Regions from separate parts of the Homo sapiens genome. Here region 1 is linked to region 2. Evidence: chromatin loops called from intact Hi-C (ENCODE). Cell type or tissue: GM12878. All regions are shown on one strand. Links, peaks and the distances in the headings refer to the core of each region. The heading gives the core; the rest is flanking DNA. Region 1 overlaps LEPR (leptin receptor). Region 2 overlaps AK4 (adenylate kinase 4).

Region 1 (8,341 bases), core at 287-8,286, 220 kb after region 2:
CTTCTTCACGTAGTTCTCAAGCCTTGGTTTTCAGCTCCATCAGCTCCTTTAAGCACTTCTCTGTATTGGTTATTCTAGTTATGCATTCTTCTAAACTTTTTTCAAAGTTTTCAACTTCTTTGCCTTTGGTTTGAATTTCCTCCCGTAGCTCGTAGTAATTTGATCGTCTGAAGCCTTCTTCTCTCAGCTCGTCGAAGTCATTCTCTGTCCAGCTTTGTTCCGTTGCTGGTGAAGAACTGCATTCCTTTGGAGGAGGAGAGGTGCTCTGCTGTTTAGAGTTCCCAGTTTTTCTGCTCTGTTTTTCCCCATCTTTGTGGTTTTATGTACTTTTGGTCTTTGATGATGGTGATGTACAGATGGGTTTTTGGTGTGGATGTCCTTTCTGTTTGTTAGTTTTCCTTCTAACAGACAGGACCCTCAGCTGCAGGTCTGTTGGAGTACCCGGCCATGTGAGGTGTCAGTCTGCCCCTGCTGGGGGGTGCCTCCCAGTTAGGCTGCTCGGGGGTCAGGGGTCAGGGACCCACTTGAGGAGGCAGTCTGTCCGTTCTCAGATCTCCAGCTGCGTGCTGGGAGAACCACTGCTCTCTTCAAAGCTGTCAGACAGGGACATTTAAGTCTGCAGAGGTTACTGCTGTCTTTTTGTTTGTCTGTGCCCTGCCCCCAGAGGTGGAGCCTACAGAGGCAGGCAGGCCTCTTTGAGCTGTGGTGGGCTCCACCCAGTTCGAGCTTCCTGGCTGCTTTGTTTACCTAATCAAGCCTGGACAATGGTGGGCGCCCCTCCCCCAGCCTTGCTGCCGCCTTGCAGTTTGATCTCAGACTGCTGTGCTAGCAATCAGTGAGACTCCGTGGGCATAGGACCCTCCGAGCCAGGTGCAGGGTATAATCTCCTGGTGCGCCATTTTTTAAGCCCGTCGGAAAAGCACAGTATTCGGGTGGGAGTGACCCGATTTTCCAGGTGCCATCTGTCACCCCTTTCTTTGACTAGGAAAGGAAACTCCCTGACCCCTTGCGCTTCCCGAGTGAGGCAATGCCTCGCCCAGCTTCGGCTCGTGCACGGTGCGCGCACCCATTGACCTGCGCCCACTGTCTGGCACTCCCTAGTGAGATGAACCTGGTACCTCAGATGGAAATGCAGAAATCACCCGTCTTCTGCGTGGCTCACGCTGGGAGCTGTAGACCAGAGCTGTTCCTATTCGGCCATCTTGGCTCCTCCCCCCATAGATGTTAATTATATCCAGTTAATTGATGGTGTTGTTGAGTTCAACTTTGTCCTTACTGGTTTTATGCCTGCTGGATCTGTCCATTTCTGACAGAGGAGTATTCAGGTCTCCAACTACAATCATGGATTCATCTATTTCTCTTTGCAGTTCTGATGTTTTTGCCTCTCATTTTAATGTATGTGGTTAGGCACATACATATTAAGGATTGTATATCTTCTTAGAGAACAGACCTCTTTATTGCTATGTAATGCCCCTCTTTGTCCCTGATAACTATTTTTGCTTTGAAGTCTGCTCTTAATGAAATTAATAGAGGTACTCTTGTTTTCTTTTGATTAGTGTTAGTATGGTATATCTTTATCCATTTGTTTTTAATCTATACTGTCTATTTTTAAAGCTGGTTAATTGTAGACAACATATACTTGGGTCTGGTTTCTTCATCCACTCCAACAGTCTCTGTCTTTGATTGGTGCATTAGACCACTGACATGCAAAGTGATTATTGATATAGTGGGATTAATACCTACTCTATTTGTTAGATTTTTATTTGTTGCCCTTGTTCTTTGACCCTGTTTTTGTCTTCCACTCTTTTTCTGTCTTTTGTATTTTTAATTAAATACTTTACATGGTTCCATTTTCTCTGTTATACTTTTTTCCATATCTATTGTATCTGTTTATTTAAACATTTTTTAGTGTTTGCCCTAAAATATGCAGTATACATTTGCAAGAATCCAATCCTTCAAATAACACTATACTGCTTCATGGGTAGTGTTTTTAGTAACAAAGTAACCCAATTCTTTCCTCCTATCCCTTGTGTCAATGCTGTTATTCATTTTACTTATATGTAAGCATACATAAGCATATAGATACACATAAGATATATACATAAGCATATATAACCTAATACGTTATTGCTATTACTATTTTGAAAACTGTTACATCTTAGATCAGTTAAGAATAAGAAAAATAGAAGTTTTTAATTTTTCCTTCACTTTCTTCTCCTTCTGTATTCATATTATGCATATGTTTATATTTTGTAGTTGTTTCACAGTTCTTGAATATGCTGTCCTGCTTTTTCTAGTCTTTATTCTCTTTGCTTTTCAGTTTTGGAGGTTTCTACTGATAGATCCCCAGTCTCAGAAATTCTTTCCTCAGCCACGTTCACTCTACTAATAAGCCATCAAAGCCATTCTTCATGTCTATTACATGGTTCAAAAAAATTGTTTATATAGATGTATGGGGTACAGGTGCAATTTTGTTACACGCATACTGGTCAAGTCAGGGCTTTTATGGTATTTATCACCAGAATAACATACATTGTACCTATTAAGTAATTTCTCCTCACCTGCCCTCTCACCTCTTCCCCTTTCTGAGTCTTCATTGTCTATAATTCCACTCTTTAGCTCCATGTGTCCACCTTTTTTCTCAGCATCCACTTACAGTGTTTACAGTGTTCTCATGTTTCTTTGTTTCTTTTCTTTTTAAATTTCGAGACAGGCTACAACAGAATCCAAATCCATAGGTAAAGCAAACTACTCATGTAATTTCAAAGCTGAAGTTGATAGTATATTTGTACCCAATATGAATGGTTCACCTGCATGAGTTTTGAGTTCTCAAAGGCCAGTAGCCTCCTTTCCCTTTTATGCATCTTGAGTACACTTGAGTTAGCCTATGATACATGAATACCTACAAAGTTGAGGCCTATAAAACTTACATGGCAAGCAATTTGAAATGTGCCAACAATGTGATACTGGAGCAACCATAGTGCTGAGAACAGCTTTGACTACTGCAGGAAATCCACAAACCTCAAATTTAGATGAAAACATTTTTGAACTTAATTCATACTGAGGGACAAATTATGGTAATAGTGGAGGGAAAGTCTTTTTATGTGAGATACAGGAGGCTCCTTTAGCTCTTTCACCTCCTAGAGTCACCATAGTGGTACCTTCATTTATTCCTTCTCAAATATTCCTCCCATCTTCATTTAGATCTGAGTTTCAGGCCTATATTATTTTCCCTCTTTCTGAAGAACTCTTGACATTTCTTTCAAGGCATGTTTACTGACAACAAAGTCCCTCAATTTTCATTTGAGAAAATCTTTGTTTCCCTTTTGAATGAAAATTTTGCTGGATACAGAATTCTAAATTGGTGATTTATTTCTTTCAACACTTTATTTTACTCTACCTTATTCTTGTTTGAGTCGTTTTTGAAGAGAATTCCAACGTAATACTTATCCTTGTTCCTCCAGTAGGTAAGGGGTTTTTGTTTTGTTTTTGTTTTTTTGCCTTCCTATAGCTTCTTTAAGGATTTTCTTTTGTCTTTGATTTTCTGCAGTTTATGTATGATATTCCTGGGTGTAGATATTTCTTGGTATTTTTCCTGCTTGGCATTGTGTGAGCTTCCTGAATCTTTGGTTTGGTGTCTGCTATTAATTTTGGAAAATTCTCAGCCAATGTTTCTTTATTTTTTCTGTTCCTTTTTTTCTCCTCCTTTTGTTAGTCCCATTATACCTTTATTATCCTTCTGTAAGTGTTCCACAGTTCTTGGATATTTGCACCATTTCTTTTCAGTCTTTCTTCTCTTTGCTTTGCAATTTGGCAGTTTCTATTAACATATTTGCAAACTCAACAATTCTTATCTCAGCCATATCCAGTCTACTGCTGAGTCCATCAAAGGCACTCTTCATTTCTGTGAGACAGACATAATCTATAGGTGAAAGGAACTGATGTAAATACACCTTTAGTGTGAGATTTTATGCTTATCTGGCTAAGAGCTCTGCATGTATTCCTGTCTGTCTCCCAAAGTGTAGAAAGATTTTTTTTGTTGTTCAGTTTCTCTTAGGACAACAGGTCGTTGTCCACAGTATGTGACTCAGCACCCTTGGATGATGAAGTTGGCTAAGATGTTGGCAGGCAGAGAATCACCCATGGTGTTGCCAGTGGTAGTTACCGAGAAGCCAGCTGGGGTGCTACTGAATTCTCTGGGGAGCTGACCTCTGAGAGTTGCCCTTCAGGGTGCTGGAAAGACTAGCTGGGAAGTGTACCTGTGAGGACAATCCTGAAACTCACTTGGAAGCTGCCCTATGGTATGCTGGCCAAACTCACTAGAAAGCCACCCTTAGGAGTGCCAGCAAAGCTCACTGGGGAGGCATCTTCTACCTATCTCACATGCCACTGGCAGCTATGTGCAGCAAGAACAAACCAAAAAAGCACTCAAATCAGGAAGTGGAGCTCCTTCTTCCCTCAGCATCTTTCTAATGCCCTCTACTGGCAAAGCTTACCATTGTCCAACTAACAAAGGGAAATGTTCACAGGATCCAGCTCTGCCATCCCAACCCAGGACAAAGAAGCGTGAATTTATAACTCAAATGTAATAAATTAATAACTGGCAGAACTGCCCATTACACATAGGATATATTCCAATTCTTTGCCAGCACCTATAATGATTTACTCTCTACCTATTTCTTCAACATTATTGGAGGTCCACCCTGCCTACTTTCCACCATTTTAGCCATTCTCTGTTATTTGCACACTCCAAGCTCATCTTACCTCAGAACCTTTGCCCTTGCTATACTCCATGCTTGGAACAAGTTTCCCCTATATCTTTATATAACTAGCTCTCTATTAATATTTGGGTCTTTGTTAAATGTGACCTCATTTGAATAATCTAAAATGAGCCCACATGCCTATAATACCTTCTGTTGTTTTGCTGTTTAGTTTTCTTCACGGTACTTATCACTAAATTATCCTTTTTTTTTTTTTTACTATGTTCTTATCCACATAGTAATAAGCCAAGTAAGAGCCAGACCATAATCTATATTACATATCAGCAATAAGAAGAGTACCCGGCAAGTAGTAAGTGCTCATAAAAAATACTATATAGTTGTTGAATGAATGAGTGATCTCTGTTTTATAGCTGAGGACTGAAGCTCAGAGAGAGAAAGTAACTTTCCCAAAGAACACAGCTAGCAAGTGCCAGAGTCAGGAGTCACCTCAGGTCCTCCTGATCACAGTGCTCTGATTGTCATGGCTCTGTACCACCACCTCCCTGAGTGCTGGAAAGAGTGTAGCTGAGGTACATGTTACAGTGGAGTCTCTAAAATAATTGAGCTTTTGTTATCTCATTACCCATTTTTTTCTTTCTATGGATCTGGCTCTCTACTGTGTGTGCATAGATACAGATCCATGTACTCGTGCCCCCTACTCAGAATAATAATGTGTTAAATATCTTTCAAAGAAAGAATTATTAGACAAAGTCATGGAACTCTTCACCAAAAAGATGACCTTCAAGAGGGGCCATGCGCGATGGCTCACGCTTGGAATCCTGGCAGTTTGGGAGGCCGTTCGAGACCAGCCTGGCCAACATGGTGAAACCCCGTCTCTACTAAAAATACAAAAATTAGCCGGGCTTGGTGGTGTGCACCTGTAGTCCCAACTACAGGAGAATCGCTTTCACCCGGGAGACTGAGGTTGCAGTGAGCCAAGACTGTGCCACTGCACTCTGGTCTGGGTGACAGAGTGACACTCTGTCTCAAAACAAAAACAAAAACAGAAACAAAAACAAAACCTTTGAAATACTTTGTAAAATTAGAAATTGGGTATTGAGAAAAATAAAAATACATCAAATGGAAGACAGGAACCTAGATCCCATTTTTTTCTTTTCTTTCTTTTCTTTTTTTTTTTTTTTGATGGAGTCTAACTCTGTTGCCCAGGCCAGAGTGCAATGGTGGAATCTTGGCTCACTGCAACCTCCGTCTCCTGGGTTCAAGCAATTCTCCTGTCTCAGCCTCCCGAGTAAGTGGGATTACAGGCGCCCGCCACCATGCCTGCCAAATTTTGTATTTTTAGTAAAGATGGGGTTTTACCATGTTGGCCAGGCCAGTCTCCAACTCCTGGCCTCAAGATATCCGCCTGCCTCGGCCTCCCAAAGTGCTGGGATTACAGGCGTGAGCCACCATGCCTGGCCCCAGATCCAGTTGTCTAATACCATTCTTCAGTAAAATAAACCAGGGCTCTTAGGAGAAGTGGTCAATTCTAGCACTGGGGCAGGAAATACAAACATAGGCCTAAGGTACCAGGGCATAAGGAAGTGTTCAGAAAACAAAAAAATCACACAACGATGGGGATATGTTAAAAGGAACTGTAGCCAGAGAAGGGTTCCTAATGGCTGAAGACAGAAAAACTTGAGCAACAAAGTCAACAAAATAGTATTGGATTATAAAGTATAAATAAATATCCACGAGTCTGTCCATACTGATACAAATAAATGATTGAATAAATAAACAAGTAGTGGAGAATAGGTGGATCTCCCATACAGAAGAATCCCAAAAAATTTATGTAGATACTCTGTCCTCAAGGAGGTAGAGCATAATTCCACATTCAAGTGTGGGTTGCGCATACTGACTTCCTTCAAAATAATACAGTTATGGAGAGAGGAAAAACTAACTTCATAGTGGAAAAATCTGACAAACCCCACCTCAGCCAGGGGATCAAGGTCAGCATCAATGGTATATATTTTTGATATGATGTGATAAGAAAGGCATATTATTTCCATAGTCTTCCTCAGCAAACCCCAAACATCAGCCTAATCGTGAAAAAATCATCAGGCATCTCCCAGTTGAAGGGCCTTCTATAAAATACCTGGCCAATACTCCCCAAATCTGTTAAGGTCTTAGAAACTGTTTTTTAAAATTATTATTATACATTAAGTTCTAGGGTACACGTGCACAATGTGCAGGTTTGTTACGTAGGTATACATGTGCCATGTTGTTTTGCTGCACCCATCAACTCGTCATTTACATTAGGCATTACTAATTAGGGTTACTAATGCTATCCCTCTCCCATCCCCCCACCCGCCAACAGGCCCCAATGTGTGATGTTCCCTGCCCTGTGTCCATGTGTTCTTGTTCAACTCCCACCTATGAGTGAGAACATGCGGTGTTTGGTTTTCTGTCCTTGTGGTGGTTTGCTTAAAATGATGGTTTCCAGCTTCATCCATGTCCCTGCAAACGACACGAACTCATCCTTTTTATGGCTGCATAGTATTCTATGATGTGTATATGTGCTACATTTTCTTAATCCGTTCTATCATTGATAGACATTTGGGTTGGTTCCAAGTCTTTGCTATTGTGAATAGTGCTGCAATAAACATACATGTGCATGTGTCTTTGTAGTAGCAAGATTTATAATCCTTTGGGTATATACCCAGTAATGGGACCACTGGGTCAAATGGTATTTCTAGTTCTAGATCCTTGAGGAATCGCCACACTGTCTTCCACAATGGTTGAACTAATTTACACTCCCACCAACAGTGTAAAAGCATTCCTATTTCTCCACATCCTTCCAGCATCTGTTGCTTCCTGACTTTTTAATGATCACCATTCTAACTGGCATGAGATGTTATCTCATTGTGGTTTTGATTTGCATTTCTCTGATGACCAGTGATGATGAGCATTTTTTCATATGTCTGTTGGCTGCATAAATGTCTTCTTTTGAGAAATGTCTGTTTATATCCTTTGCCCACTTTTTGATGGGGTTGTTTGTTTTTTTCTTATAAATTTAAGTTCTTTGTAGATTCCAGATATTAGCCTTTTGTCAGATGGGTAGATTGCAAAGATTTTCTCCCATTCTATATGTTGCCTGTTCACTCTGATGATAGTTTCTTTTGCTGTACAGAAGCTCTTTAGTTTAATTAGATACCATTTGTCAATTTTGGCTTTTGTTGCTATTGCTTTTGGTGTTTTAGTCATGAAATCTTTGCCCATGCCTATGTCCTGAATGGTAGTACCTAGGTTTTCTTCTAGGGTTTTTATGGTGTTAGGTCTTACATTTAAGTCTTTAATCCATCTTGAGTTAATTTTTGTATATGGTGTAAGGAAGGAATCCAGTTTCAGCTTTCTACATATGGCTAGCCAGTTTTCCCAGCACCATTTATTAAATAGGGAATCCTTTCCCTATTTGGTTGTTTGTGTCAGGTTTCCCCATTGCTTGTTTGTGTCAGGTTTGTCAAAGATCAGATGGTTGTAGATGTGTGGTATTATTTCTGAGGCCTCTGTTCTGTTCCATTGATCTATATCTCTGTTTTGGTACCAGTACCATGCTGTTTTGGTTAGTGTAGCCTTGTAGT
Region 2 (8,341 bases), core at 130-8,129:
TGCTGGCCCTCTTAATTTTGGTGTATGTGCTTCCAAGTATCTAAACCTCCAGTCTGATCTGTATATGCTATCCTAACTGTTAATTGTATTATTGATTATGTTGATTATCTTGCTTGAAGGTTCATACTTTTCAATTTGATAGAAATAAAGTTTTTTTCTGCTTATAGCTAGCGAATTCATTTGTTTGTATAGCTTTTTATACTTGATAATATAAAGTTTCACAAATACTTTCATTGATGCGTCTCTGCAACCACTACATTACCAACAATGTTGTCTCCAATTTGCAGAAAAGCAAGATCTTGAACCAAGAATTATTATCCCCAGTCCTGTTTTCTTTTCTGCTACACCATATTGCCTTATTCGTATACCCTTAAATTCCTTATTTGTCCAGCACTTTATTGTTTACAATTTTAATGTACATTCTTTGTTTTTTTCCCCCTAACCACTAGACAACCAGGGATTTTTCTTTTTCTTGAAATAGATAATGTGAGCAGATTCTCTCCCTGTTTTACACATTAGGAAACTGGATCAGATTATATGACTCTTAAGGTTGTAGCATCTGGGATTACTCAGCAGAAGCAGAAACTATAGCAGGCCTATCACATGGGAGCTAGAACCACAAAGAAAATAGAGCTGCTGTAGGAGAAGCTCCCTGAGATAGTGAGGGATGGGGAAAAATACTCTGGCATTTCCCAGCCTCACACTCTCCTGTCTCTGGGGCGGCTTCCCTTAGCTGAACCCAGCCAGAAGCCAGCTGACATAGGAGCCTGAGAAACATGTTCTAAAGGCTTGTCCATGCCGCTGAAAAGGCAGAGGAAAGGGGAACTGAAGAGGATGGAATGTAGTAGATTGTATTAAATTTAATGACATCCGTCCAGTCCCCTCCTTTTTTTTTTTTTTTTTTTTTGGAGACAGGGTCTTGCTTTGTCACCCAGGCTGGAGTGCAGTGATGCAATCATGGCTCACTGTGCACCCTCAACCTCCTGGGTTCATGTGATCCTCCTGCCTCAGCCTCGTTAGTAGCTGAGACTACAGGTGCATGCCACAATGGGCTAATTTTTTTTTTTCTGATTTTTTTTTTTGTAGAGACAGGGTCTCACTAAGTTGCCCAGGCTGGTCTCAAACTCCTGGGCTCAAGCAGTCCTTCCACCTTGGCCTCCCAAAGTGCTTGGATTACAGGAGTGAGCCACTGTGCCTGGCCACTTTCCCTTCTTTTGGGAGGATTTTACAACTTGGCCCCATTGGCTTCATGCTTGGACATATGGTTTGCTTTGACCAGTGAAATGTGGGCAGAAATGACGTGTGCCACTTCTGAGCAGAAGTTTTAGGAGCTAGGGCATGGTCACCATTCTTTTCCTTTGCAGTGAGACTGGCGACCTCACAGAGCTCTTTCAACCTGGATCCTAAAGTGAAGACGTGGACCAGAGATGTAGCCAATCCATCATAGATGAGTAGTGTGCATTAAAAATAAACCTTTGCTTTATAAGCCACTGAGATTTGGATAGAGTTTATTTTCACAGCATAACTTAGCCCAAGCTGACTGATAAAACCGGGCCTAAGACTAATATATCTTGTTATCCAGTTATAACTTTAATTCTTTTATTATGCATTTTTACTCTCTCGGGATGCAAAGATGAATCAGACCCAGTTTTTGCCCGAGACTTCTTCACAATGTACTGGAGGAGATGGCCATATTATTAGATTGCTCTATACATGACTGTTGGAGTTGATCACTGCGCTATAAAGGAAACAACAGAAGTAGTAACTCTCTTGGCTGGCCAAGTAGAGCCCATGGAAGAGCTAATATTTGAGCTGAGTGTTGCATGCAAAAGGGAACCCAAGCAGATGAAATGGTAGGCACAAGAAAGTCTGAGCATGCATGGCAGGTGGAGGCCACAGCAGTGTGAGGCAGGACCGGGGAGATAAAGATAAGATTGAATTCTACTGGGAAGGGCCTGGCCTTCATTTGGTTGGTAGTAGGCAGTATATTACCAGAAAATGACACCATCAGATTTGCATGATAACGTTGTAGCTGTACCAGGGTCTGAACTAAGATGTGGTAGCAGAGTTCAACAAAAAAGGATGGTTGGATAATAGCAGAAGAGAAAAACTTAAATGACTCTAGGGAACAAAAATGAGTGAAATAGTGGTGAATGTGAGGCAGGGAGTGGCAGGGCTGTGAGGACTGGAGGGCACTGCCCTATCAGAGGGGAGCCATTGCTCAGTTCTGGACAGTTGTTTCCATCTTAGGGATGGTGGCTCAATGCTGCCACCATCATTCAATTTGTCAAAAGAAGCCAAAAATTTGTGTTGCATGTGAAGTTTTATTTTTAAATATTTGCAGTTTTAATTTTAAAAAATTAGGGGAGGGCTTTCCAGCCTTAACAACAACAAAATGGAGAGTTATCGAGAATTCTGTTTTTATAAGAGAGCACTACCCATTTAAATCACTTGAGTTTCTCCCCTGCTCCGTAATTCAACTGATGTGATGTTTTCCCATATTAATTTCAGCCAGTGAATATGTGTAAGTATATCCAGTGATTCTCTCTCTCTCTCTCTCTCTCTCTCTACCAGAGGGACCACAATCAAGGCACCTTTTGCCTTGCTCAGGACCACAAGGAGTTGGAGACAGGGAGCTCTACTATTTGAAAGTGACTAGGAGCTAAGCAGTGCTGAGTCTTTCCTGTGGCCAGTTTTTCTCCTGCCAGGATCCTGGGGTCAGTCCCTTTAAAAAGTCTAGAAGGCCTCCCATGAAGAAATTATGTCTCATACCCCATTAGTAGTTGACACTTTGCATCCCTGCCAATCTAGTGCCATATAACCTGAGAGAGGGATGCCATTTCCTGACAAGGAGGACTCAGAAATACAAAAATGAATAGTCCATAACTAGATCAGTCAGGACAGACCAGCCACTCTCTTCAAAGTAGTGGCTCACATACACTGACCCCTCCAGATCCACTGACTATGTCAACCATCCTGGGGGCACTGACCATCTCAGACAGGCTACTCTGGACATATTGAACACCATGACATCCTGACTATTCTGGGTACATTGATCATATACACCCACCACAATATGAAAGACTTCTATTAGTCCAACAGGGTCAAGGAGAAGGGAGGCAGACTAAAATTGCTTAGAGACCTGGGTGAACCATCTTTTATATTTTATCTTTGTTAAAAAAACTTTGTTATGTTTCCTCAGTATAAAGATAATTTAAAAGAGGTGAATTATTTAGGATACACATGAAAGTCTTACCTAAAAATTTATAGATATTGTATTTATAAGTTGAGGCTAGATAGTAAGGATTCTTAGAAGATAATGACAGATGCCTAGATCTGAATCTTTCTACACATCTTCAAAAAACCATACAGGCTGGGCATGGTGGCTCACTCCTGTAATCCCAGCACTTTGGGAGGCTGAGACAGGAGTATTGCTTGTGCCCGGTAGTTCCAGGCTGCAGTGAGCCAAGATCATGCTGCTGCACTCCAGCCTGGGCAGCAGAGCAAGACCCTGTCATTCATAAATAAATAAATACATATATACACACACACATACATACATACATACAGCTCAACAAGGACAGCAAATAAAATTACAACTCATATCTACTACATATTAGGAAATTTAATAGAAACTCTCATTTTATTTAAGAGGGTAAATCATAGTCCCAGCTATTAAGCTCAGGTAGAAAGAAGAGAAAAACAGGAATTATTTGAGAAAAACATAATGCAGTCGGATCCCAGAGAGTCTCACACTAAGTGGAGAAATACTAAGAATAGCCACACTGCATTACAGCACTTGCTACTGGGGAATTGAAGGGGCTTGAAAGTGCATGGGCCCAAACATTTAAGTCTTCAGAGGGTACTGCTTCTGGGAGAGAAAAGAGGAACTAAGTAAGAAAAGGTATCTCTTGGAAATTTGGTGATGAAGAGGGAAGAAAAAGTTGGAAATTAAGAATCCTACAGAAAGAAGAGTTTCATAAAAATGATGACATATTAAACTCCCCCTAACACTCTCCACTCCATGCAGAGAAGAAAAAAAAAAAAAAAGAGAAAAGAGAAAAATGCTGTTCATTAAGGAAATTGCATTTTACTGTATCTACTGAAGAGGGCACTCTTGAGCTAAGAAACCTAGTAAACTACTCAAATCCTTCAGCCTCATTTGCAGAAACACCTGGCCCAAGAAAATCCAACAGTTTTGAAAATGAACAGAAAATCCAGCAGTCTTGAAAATGAACATCCAAAATTATTTTTTAAAGAAAAGAAAATGAGAATCAAAATTCTTCAGCTGATGAAAATATTCAAGACCCAACTTCAAGGCGGAGAAAACCACAGCACGACACTTCAACATAAATCAAATAGTATCAATGACATGTAGAAAACACACAAAACAGAAACTCACAAATGCAAAATAGAAGTGGGTACAAAACGAGGATTTGTGAAACAAGAGTTGACTGAGTACAGAAAAGAAAATGAAGGAACACACTAATCCTAAAAATTAGAGCTAAATTATAAGGTATGCAAGAAGGTGCAAATTCAAAAAAGTACACAAAGGACACATGAAAAATTGGAATGAAAATTTCCAAGAGAATTGAAACAAAATGAAAAGCCCCAAAAGAAAAGAATAGCTATAGAAGACAAAGAAGATCTAACACACCTATAATTGAATTTTCTAAAGAAGAAAAAGCAGTGAATTGAGACTAAGATTCAAAGCTATGATCCAATAAAGCTTACCAAAAGATTAAGTTGAAAAATCCTGAATCTATTTACTGAAAGGATGCTTTGTGTGAAAATTAACCCCAAGTGGTCAAGTGTAAGATATTTTCTTGTATGCCCGGGAAAATACCTCTAAACCTCCAAGCAAAAAGACCACGTGATTCAATACACAGATCAAAACAACAATGGAGCAGTGCTCTCAAGGACAGAAAGTGTGAACCATGGATTTTTATATCCAGTTAAGCTGATCTTCAGTTATCAAGATTGATAAATAGTTTTAAAATGCAAATTCAAGTTATATTTTCTTCTCTCTTTCCTTTCTTCCTTTCCTTTCTTTTCTTTTCTTCCTTCCTTTCTTTTCTTTGTCTCATATTGTCCTCCAGGCTGGAGTGCAGTGGCGTGATCATAGCTCACTACAGCCTCAAATTCCTGGGCCCAAGTGCCTCAGCCTCCAGAGTAGCTGGGACTGTAGGTGTGTGGCACCATACCTGGCTAATTTTTAATTTTAATTTTAATTTTTAATTTTTTGGAGAGATGGGATCTCACTATGTTGCCCAGGCTGGTCTTGAACTCCTGGCCTCAAGCAATCCTTCCACCTTGACATCTCAAAGTATTGGGATTACAAGAATGAGCCACCATGCCTGTATATTTTAATATTCCTTACTAGGAATCTTTTTTTTCTTTTCTTATGAGACGGAGTCTCACTCTGTTGCCCAGGCTGGAGTGCAATGGCATGATCTCAGTTCACTGCAACCTCCACCTCCTGGGTTCAAGAGATTCTCCTGCCTCAGTCTCCTGAGTAGCTGGGACTACAGGTGCACGGCACCACACCCAGCTAATTTTGTATTTCTTTTTAGTAGAGATGGGGTTTCACCATGTTAGCCAGGCTGGTCTTGAGCTTCTGACCTCAAGTGATCCGCCCACCTCGGCTTCCCAAAGTGCTGGGATTACAGGCATGAGCCACTGTGCCTGGCCCTTATTAGGAATCTGTTAACACTAGATAACAAGCCTCATTAAACCAAGAGATAACTGGAGAAAATACAGCAGGTAACTGTGGTGAACATGTCCTTTATTTAATTGAAGAGACTAAAATGAAGGCAGAGACAAAGGCGTGAGGATAATATGTAAATGTTCTATGTCCAAAAGTAGAAATAACAGAACTAAAGTAATAAAAATATAGAAGAACAGAGGGAGACAGAGGAGAGCAGAATAAGCTACTTGATTGCCATATATGTAATAGGTAGAAACTGGAGGGTATCTATATTAGTCCATTGTCACACTGTTAATAAAGACATACTTGGGACTGGGTAATTTATAAAGGGAAGAGGTTTAATTGACTCGCAGTTCAGCATGGCTGGGGAGGCCTTAGAACACTTACAATAATGACAGAAGGGGATGCAAACATGTTCTTCTTCACATGGCGGTAGTAAGAAGTGCCCAGCAAAAATGGGGAAAAGCCCCCTATAAAACCATCAGATCACACGAGAACTCACTATCAAGAGAACAGCATGAGGGTAACCGCCCCGGTGATTAAATTATCTTCCACAGGGTCCTTCCCATGACACGTGGGGATTATGGGAACTGTAAGATGAGATTTGGGTGGGAACACAGCCAAACCATATCAGTATCATTTAAAGTTGACAAACCAACTAGTAGAAAACTAAGTAAAGAAAAAGTTGTGGCAGCATTATATAGCATATTAATAGCAAATAAAAACTTTTCTAAATACCAAAATAAATTGAAAAAGGACAAAGAGAAAAGAATACATAAATGTGGTAAATTTAATGCTTAAAATAAATACAAAATAATATGATGAGCTAAGACCAAACACGTCAGCCCTATCCATAAATGTAAATGGGTTTAGTCATTTACTTTAAAAAAAAGCTTTCTCAGAGAAGCTCACAAAACAAAATCCAAGTCTATGGTATACAATGGGCATATCTAAAAATTATTCTGAAAGAGCATGTACAAAGAAAATGCAAACAGTAAGAAAACAGAAGTTGTGATTGTGATATAAAAGAAACTAGAATTCAGACCCAAAAGTGCCAAATGAGATAAAGCAGCACACTTCACACAATTCACACAATCCACACTGAAGATATACTAGATATGAAATGCACCAAATAATACAAAAATCTGTCCAGAAAAATCTGGGCAAACCCAGAAGTATATAGACTTTTTTTTTTTTTTTTAACAAATGTATGCATTATATTTATCTAGATACAGAAATTATAAATAAGTTCCTAAGAGGGTAACAAAGATTCAAAATAAACAATCAATACTTATTAAATATTTCCCCCAACTTCTTATTTAGAATTTTCCGATCTACAGTAAAGTTAAAGGAATTCTGAACCTGGGCTCTTTACCCAGCGTCAGCAACTAAAATTTTTTACATTTGCTTTCTCTCTCCACTGTCCTCCCACTTTCTTTTTTTTCTTTTTTGCCAAAACTTTCTAAAGAAAGTTATAGACAACATGACACTTCATCTAGGGTGACCCATGATCTTGGTTTTGGCCAAGACTGCCCAGTTTTAGCAATGAAAGCCCTGAGTTCAAGGAAATCCCCCAGTCCCAGGCAAACCAAGACTGTTGGCCAACCTACCCCTAAATATTTTAGTATCCATTTCTTTAAAAATTTCCTACACAATCACAATGCCATTTTCATAAGAAAATGAACATTAAAATAATTATATATTCTCATCTAATCAAGTCATTTATACTTGCCTAATTATCCCAAAATATGTTCTCTGGTTACGCTTATACACGCACATGACTGCCCTAAAAGTAGGTTTCCCTTTGTAATTAGTAAATGATCTGTGGGGTCATGCTCTGAGAAGTTATATATATCCTATTCCTCTAATAGCCTTCATTTAATGGTTTTCATATCCGCTGATAATACTTTCCTGAATAAATTATTACCTTGAGTTAAAAAATGGTCATTTTCTATTTTTCTTTTCTTTTCTTTCTCCTTTTTTTTTTTATTTTTTATTTGAGATGGAGCTTCACTCTTAATGCCCAGGCTGGAGTACATTGGCACAATCTTGGCTCACTGGAACCTCCGCCTCCCGGGTTCAAGTGATTCTCCTACCTCAGCCTCCTGAGTAGCTGGGATTATAGGTGTGTGCCACCACGCCTGGCTAATTTTGTATTTTTAGTAGAGACGGGGTTTCACCATGTTGGTCAGGCTGGTCTTGAACTCCTGACCTCAGGTGATCCTCCTGCCTTGGTCTCCCAAAGTGCTGAGATTACAGGAGTGAGCCACCGCGCCCGGCCTAAAATGGTCATTTTCTAATCGTATCATTTATTCTATATTCATTAGATTATATTCTTCTATTAAAAAAAGAGCTTTCCCCTTTTGCCTTTGTCTCTCTCTTTCTCTCTGTCTTTTTGGCAGCGTGGAGGATTGGTATCACTATCCAATTCGATATCACTATCCAATTCTTTTTTCAACTTTTATTTTAGAATCAGGGGGTACATGTGCACGTTTGTTACCTGGGTATATTGTGTGATGCTGAGGATTGACTGGGGTATGAATGATTTTGTCACCCAGGTACAGAGCGTGGTACCCAACAGTTTTTCAACCCTTGTCCCTCTTTCTTCCTTGCCCTCTAGTAGTCCCCAGTTTC

The links. A loop is a pair of places that touch in the nucleus more often than their neighbours do. Peaks named below come from ENCODE experiments on the same cell type or tissue, not always from the same donor. Only the 100,000 strongest peaks of a DNase experiment are listed, where the experiment ranks them.
Region 1: it touches region 2 in a loop (4-fold over the local background); 8 of 110 quality-filtered maps call a loop at or near these places.

Annotation. Positions count from the first base shown.
Region 1 is chr1:65,455,094-65,463,434 of GRCh38, forward strand. The region is part of intron 2 of LEPR (leptin receptor); the gene reads left to right. Among named protein-coding and RNA genes, the nearest start is that of LEPROT, 39 kb to the left of the region's middle. In GM12878, for the core only: a CTCF peak has its summit at 4,478 (motif pointing left); a DNase peak (open chromatin) is centred at 4,378.
Region 2 is chr1:65,231,971-65,240,311 of GRCh38, forward strand. It overlaps AK4 (adenylate kinase 4), which reads left to right. Exons shown (of 5, transcript NM_013410.4): 5 at 1-175. Among named protein-coding and RNA genes, the nearest start is that of DNAJC6-AS1, 73 kb to the right of the region's middle. In GM12878, for the core only: a CTCF peak has its summit at 4,108 (motif pointing right); no DNase peak of the experiment used is centred there.